Linked DNA regions of Mus musculus: region 1 is linked to region 2. The links are chromatin contacts, found by Hi-C or POLR2A ChIA-PET in ENCODE. All regions are on one chromosome and are shown on one strand. Each heading gives the region's core, a stretch centred on a gene start or an enhancer-like site at or near the end of the contact. The rest is flanking DNA. Distances are from core to core; before and after follow the strand shown. Region 1 has its middle 25 kb from the start of Galnt15. Region 2 has its middle 21 kb from the start of Gm41125.

Region 1 (3,184 bases), core at 523-3,022, 40 kb before region 2:
AGAAAGAGACTAAAGGTGAGGGTACTCCTCGCTTTCCGCTTTCAGCTAGCTTCTTCCTCCTTACACTGCTCAGAGCCCTCCTACCCACGGGAACCGTGTCTCTCACAGTGGTCGAGTCTTCCTGAATCAATTAATAAGTTAGACTATCGTCACCGACTGAAGTGCCCACAGGCCAATCAAATTCAGACACTTGCTCAGTGATGTCTCTTCTCTCAGATGACGTCAGGTTGTGTCAAGGTGGCAGTGACAGCGACCAGGACCTTAGTGCTCAGTGAATATGTGAGCACCTGAATGAATCCTTGGGAACTTTTTTGGGAGACAGAGTGTTAAGACAAAATGAAAGAGTCAGTCAGTGAGCCTTATTTTGCTCTCTTGTTAAAAAAAGAGTTCAAGGAGAAAAACAAAATCTCAGAGGTGGTTAGAGAAATGGAACATGGGACTGTTCGGTGGCATCACTGAGAACAGAAAGGAATCTGGAGTTTGGGGCCAATGATGATGATCAGGCTGGCTAGTTAGAAGGTACAAGGGAGGATTATTTTTTTCTGGATATAATGTGTGTTCTTTTATCCGAATAAGTTAAAATCTAGCTTGGGAAACTTGATTTAAAGAATAACAAGAGTCTATATAGAACATAGACCAGCTTCCAAACAGCAAATAACAGGGAGGAACAGGGTTAAACTGCCCTGAGAAACACAGAAAACTATTTCCATCAACAGACAAGGCAGTCAAGTTTGATTAGCATTGACAAAGATACTCTGCCAGACACAGTGGTGCAGGTGTGAAGGCAAGGGGGTTAAAGTACAAGACCTTCCCGTGCTACAGTGTGATCCTGGCCAGCTGGGGCAGCAGTGAGATCTGCCTCAAAATATAAGTTAAAAGTGGGACAGGTTGCTGGGGAGATAGGACAGCAAGGCTAAAAGGCCCTAGGTTCAATCCCTAGTGAGCACACACAGACACAGAGACACAGACAGACATACACAGACACACATACATGCACATAGGCACACAGACACACAGATACAGATATACACAGACATACACACATACAGCATACACACAGACACATACAGATACATACAGACACACATGCACACAGACACAGACACATACAGACACACATGCACAGACACAGAGACAAACAGATACAGACATACACAGACACATACATACATGCACACAGACACAAACACACACACACAGACACATACAGACACAGAGACACACACACAGACAGAGACACACACACAGACACAGACACACACGGTGAGGAATGGCACTCTGGCCTTGGGTAAAATTATGTCTGGCTTCTCTGAACCCTGTCCTCAGCCAGGCCCTGGTCTTGGCCCATACAGCTGTAGCCTCTCTGCCTTTACATCAGTTCTCCTGCTGGCCACTAAGAGCCGAAAACTTCCAACAGTTTTTAGCAGCTTGGGGCCATATCCCTATGAGGACAACCCCAGGCCTCTTGAGCCCCTGCCCATAAAGCTCAGTGATGTTGAAAGAATTTACTTTGTCCTAAAATCCACCAGTCTCTGTGACCACCCCCCTCGCCTTGAAGTGCTTACTCAACAAACAAAATACTTTATCATTGTGAATCATTTCTCTGACCCTTTATGGCATGTCTTCTACAAGTCAGAAATATCTTTCCCAAGGATCCAGGAACACTGTAAACATCAAGACAGATGGGGCTTCTGCCCCTGTCTCCTAGGCTCTGTGGAGGAGTGGGAACCTATCTTTAGTGAGCTTCAGTTGGCAAGTGTGAGAGCCCCGGTGACATCAGCTGTCACCATCACCCCCACCCCCAAACGCACACCCTTCGGAGCCTTTGCTTTAGCTCACCCAGCGCAGCTTGCTGGCGCACACCCCTCCTGCCCCTGGGTTATGGTAGAGCTAACTGAGGCTATCCCCTCCTGCCTTGGGTTTTGGTAGAGCTAACCAAAAATCCTTTCCCAAGGATTTCCTAGATCCTTGGGAAAGATATTTCTGACTTGTAGAAGACATGCCATAAAAGGGCCAGTCTTGAGTAAAAATCACCCTTGCTGCCTCCAAACAGTTTCTGGCTTTGGGGCTATCTGAGAGCTGTGACTTCAGCACTAATGGGAGTCTTGAAGAGAAAGGGATAAAATTGTAATATATACGTATGTATGTGCATATACATATGTATGTGTGTGTGTGTGTGTGTGTGTGTGCACATCTGGTTAAGAGGCAGGAGACAGTGACTTTTCCAACCCTTCCCCCTGGCCACACCCGGCCAGTTTGTCAAATCTTTGGTAAACATTCCTCAAGTAGTTCCTTGAATGCAAGAAAAGGTTCAGAAGACCCTTTAGGTACCCAGAGTACAGACAAGTGGCTCGGCCATCCTCCCCTGACTCCGTGTATCTCTTCCGTGTTCTTCCATTCCAGAGGCCGAGCTCCTTAAGGCCTGCTATTCCTTCCAGGGCCCCAGATTTCTGAATGAGCAGAGATCCTGTCCAGCTGACCCCATACGCGATGTGAGATGCACGTGGCCTGTGTTCTCCAGTGGACGAGCGCACACCACTGGGCACCCAGAAAGGGCTTTCTTCCCTGACCGTGTGGCCAGAATCCCCCCAAAACCAGAAGCACATATGGTTGCCAGAGAGACCAACTTTGTGACTCAGAATGTACCATCTGCTAAGCAGCTTTTAACTGAAGCTCCAAGAGACAGAAGCTGGCTGGAAAAAAATCGCGCCAGTTGATTCAGTAGGATTATCTTTGCTAAAAGAGGGCTTTCTGTGTTTAATTAGTTGGAAGCTGTTCTGTCACAGGCGGATGATTTGGATGTCAGATGTTTGGGTTTCCTGCTTGCTTCCCCCACCCCCACCCCCCAGTTTTGAGCCTCACTGAATCTCAGTTAATACCAGCTTCTGGCCTCCCCGTCTACCCTAGGCTACACTGTCCATCTTCCAATGCAACCAACGTCATAGAGGCCTTTTATGCACCGTTTAGGATTCAGGTGAGTGATTTCAGATTGGTGAAGGAGCCAAGGCTCCCAAATATGAGGGACTGTGTGCTCAGAACTATATATGCCCACGGTCATGTGAGCTTAAGCCAGAGCCACAGGGCAACCATGAGCTGGGAAGGTGGGGGCGGTGGGGGCGGTGGGGACTGTACAGTGTTAATTCCTTTTTGTCCGGGACTCCAGGGACCTCCAGAAGCTTAGCCA
Region 2 (3,117 bases), core at 583-3,082:
AAACAACTTAATTTTGGTTATGAGACTATAACTAGTCTTCAACCCCATCAGAGATCTGAGAAGGAATTAAACATTACCTGAATATGTAGGAAGCACATAGACATACCTTCCAAAACTTAGAGAATTTGTAGAGACAGCTGGCTGCCTGGACAGTCCCCTATACTCCTTATAATATTGGAGCCTCTGTCTTCAGCCTTCTGGCCCAGAACCATCTGACAGATCTTAATTGAAGCAGGAATTATAAAGAACTAGCTTACCCTGTATTGGCAGAGCTTAGCAATTGACTATCCTGTATCCATTTGTCATGGGAAGAAGCCAGGAGAGTGCAGCCCAGAGGGCTGCCCAACTGGGTCCAAGACAGCCAAAATAGAACATAGAATTAGTAAGTAATAACTCGGGATTAACTGCATGAAGGTTAGGCAGTGGCCCAACTATTGTGATGTTTAAAGCATATTGAAATATAAAGACTATATGTTTGCCTTTAATTTGGGAACATAAACCATTGAGGCGGGTAGCAGAACCCACCACTGGGATTTTATAATATTAATTTCAACAGTCAGCCAAGCATATGTTCCCAAATGCCACAGCTCAGTTCTCCTGACTTTGAACTTGGTAATGTCACATCACATTCCATGGGCTTTTGTGCCTTCTTTCACTACTGTCTTTGGTGCATATACTGTGGCTTATCACTTTAACAGCTATATAGTATTGCACTGGGTTGACTAGTTTACCCCCAGGTTCATGTTCAGACTGTTACTTGATTTGAAAACAGGGTCAGTTAAGTTAGTATGAGTTAGTATGGGGATGTGGAGGAGTCCTAATTCTCATGACCATGCCCTCATGTAAAGGCTGTGTGAACATGGACAGGAGGGAGAAGGCCTCGTGGGCCGGATGTGAGGATACCAGTGACATAGCTACCAGACAGGATGCCAACCCAGCAATTGCCAGCTGCTGCTGGAAGGGGCAAGGCAGGGAACAAATGCTCCTCAGAGGCCCCAACAGGAACCAACCCTGCTGATCCTCAATTTCCGTCTTCTAGCTCCTGAATTTGATAGCAAGAATTTTTAGGTTGGAGATGTAACTCAGATGGAACAGTATCTAGCATGTGCAAAGCCCTGTGGCCAGTACCTCGTGAAGCAGGGGTGGTGGCACATGCCTGGAATTCCAGAAGTTTTGGAAGTAGGAGCTAGAAGACCAGAAGTTCAGTGTCATCCGACTATTCACAGAGAGTTGGAACCAACATGGGCTAGAAATGGTGTTTTGGAAAAAAAATATTTTTTTTTAATTAAAATTTTCTTTTGGTTGTGTCAGGCAGTGGTGGTGAATGCCTTTAATCTCAAAATTCAGGAGACCTAGGCAGGTAGATCTCTGAGTTCAAGGCCAGCGTGGTCTGCAGAGTGAGTTCCAGGACAGCCAGGGCCACACAGAGAAACCCTGTATCTGAAAAATCTGGCTTAAGTTGCCCAGTTGGTGAACCTAGAAAGCATATATAGCACTATAGAATTCAGCCTCAATTGGTTTATAAATAATACACCACCACTTTCCAGTCCATTCTGCAGTTAAAGTTGTTAGCTTGATGTTATGATCAGAGCTGTTAGGAATACTGCATCTGTGAACACTCTTGTCTCTGTACCCTGTACCCAGGGGCCTGCTTTCCCTGGTAACACATCCCAAGAACCCTGGTGATGAGACACACTTAGGAGGAGGAAGAGGGTGATGATGCACCGGTCAGAACCTCTGGAGACACTCCCTCAGACCTGTCAGCTCTGCTCTGTCTCTTGTCTTGGTTCTCCTGCAAACTTCCAGCCCTCCCCAGCTGTGACCCTGGCCGCAGCCATCACTTGCAGGCTGCAGACATCTCCTACTGACCTGCCTCCACCTCCACCCAGGAACTCAATTGTGTTTGAGGTTCAGTGCCTCTGTGGAGAAACTCAGACAAAGCATTTCAACCCCAAAGTCCCTAACAATGGCTCCTTCTTACAAGAGGAGATCTCTTAAGTCTCACCCACATATCAAGAAGTTCATTGATTTTAGAGCATGGCTACCCTTAAGGACAGTGAGATGCCAAGAGCAGAAAGACCAGACAACATGGGGTGAGAGAGGCCAGTGCCTTCCCAGTAAACGCTGGAGTACCAGCGCACTGGCTGCAGCAGCATCTCCCAGAGGCCAAGTCACAAGGGGAAAATAAAAGGAATGTCTGTCAGCCTCTAAAGGGGCTCATTCCTGAAAATGAGTCACTTCCTCAACTCCCAGGTCGTGGCTGCGATTGTTTATCCCATGGAGCTCTGAGGCCACCTCACAGGGGGCTGGGCCACCCTGGTTCTGAGTTCTGAGCATAACATCCACTTGTTATGATTCTGTGTTCCATCGGACTCCAGCTTCGTAACATTTGTATTGGTCTGTACAACCTGTTCTGAGAAACTATGAAAATAGTAATATTGCAGTAAATAAAGTTATTTTTCTCTTTTCCTTTTAGGGAACTCCTGCTGCTTTGAATTTAAAATCCTATGACAAATCTGTGGTTAACCCCACCCATTGGTACTCCAAAGCCCCGAATTGATTTTTTTTCCCCCTGTGATGACTTCATCATTCAATACTCACTCTCTGTTGGCTAAGACCCTCCCACAAAGAAGTTCTGAGAAGATCGTGGGGGTGGGGAAGGGTGGTGGCTCAGAGTCACAATGCTTCAGCTGTCGTTACTGTGAAGTTTGACAAAGGATTCTGCACTTGGAACAGTTTCCACTGCCTTGTTTTCCAGTGTTTGACAACAGTAAACACACCTGCAGGGACGTCTCGGGGAGACAGCTTTCAGAGCGGGCTTGGTCAGGGAAGCATTACTGTAATGAGTAATGCAGAAAATTGAATTTACTGAGAAACAAGGGGAGATGATGAAGCTGTGTGTACAAGGCTGTCACCTCTGTGTTTAGTAGCACCTGTGCTGGGCAAGAAGGAGGGAAGAACAAGGAACCTAGGAAGATGTGAACTCAAAAAACAAACTAAAACCCACGAGTACCAACCTTCAACTCTAATCTGTCTCCCTTCGTTTCAGGGTCCACCACATGGGTGACTTACAAACTGGACTTTTCACCACGGCTACACAGACACCCAATCAGTACA

The links. Hi-C counts contacts between places; a loop is a spot of excess contacts on that map. ChIA-PET counts read pairs that join two places held with the same protein, here RNA polymerase II (POLR2A).
Region 1: a loop to region 2 is called in a map of heart, with 4 times the contacts of the local background. The contact joins two enhancer-like sites. A Hi-C loop is called at or near these places in 6 of 37 maps with a recorded cell type or tissue (CH12.LX, heart and left cerebral cortex). POLR2A ChIA-PET finds 5 or more read pairs at or near these places in 1 of 5 experiments (Patski).

Annotation. Positions count from the first base shown.
Region 1 is chr14:32,002,675-32,005,858 of GRCm38, reverse strand. No RefSeq gene overlaps it. Among named protein-coding and RNA genes, the nearest start is that of Galnt15, 25 kb to the left of the region's middle. Within about 2 kb of position 1,772, at least 2 of the 3 ENCODE cell types and tissues checked have a DNase peak (open chromatin) inside an H3K27ac peak, as active enhancers do.
Region 2 is chr14:31,962,873-31,965,989 of GRCm38, reverse strand. No RefSeq gene overlaps it. Among named protein-coding and RNA genes, the nearest start is that of Gm41125, 21 kb to the right of the region's middle. Within about 2 kb of position 1,832, at least 1 of the 3 ENCODE cell types and tissues checked has a DNase peak (open chromatin) inside an H3K27ac peak, as active enhancers do.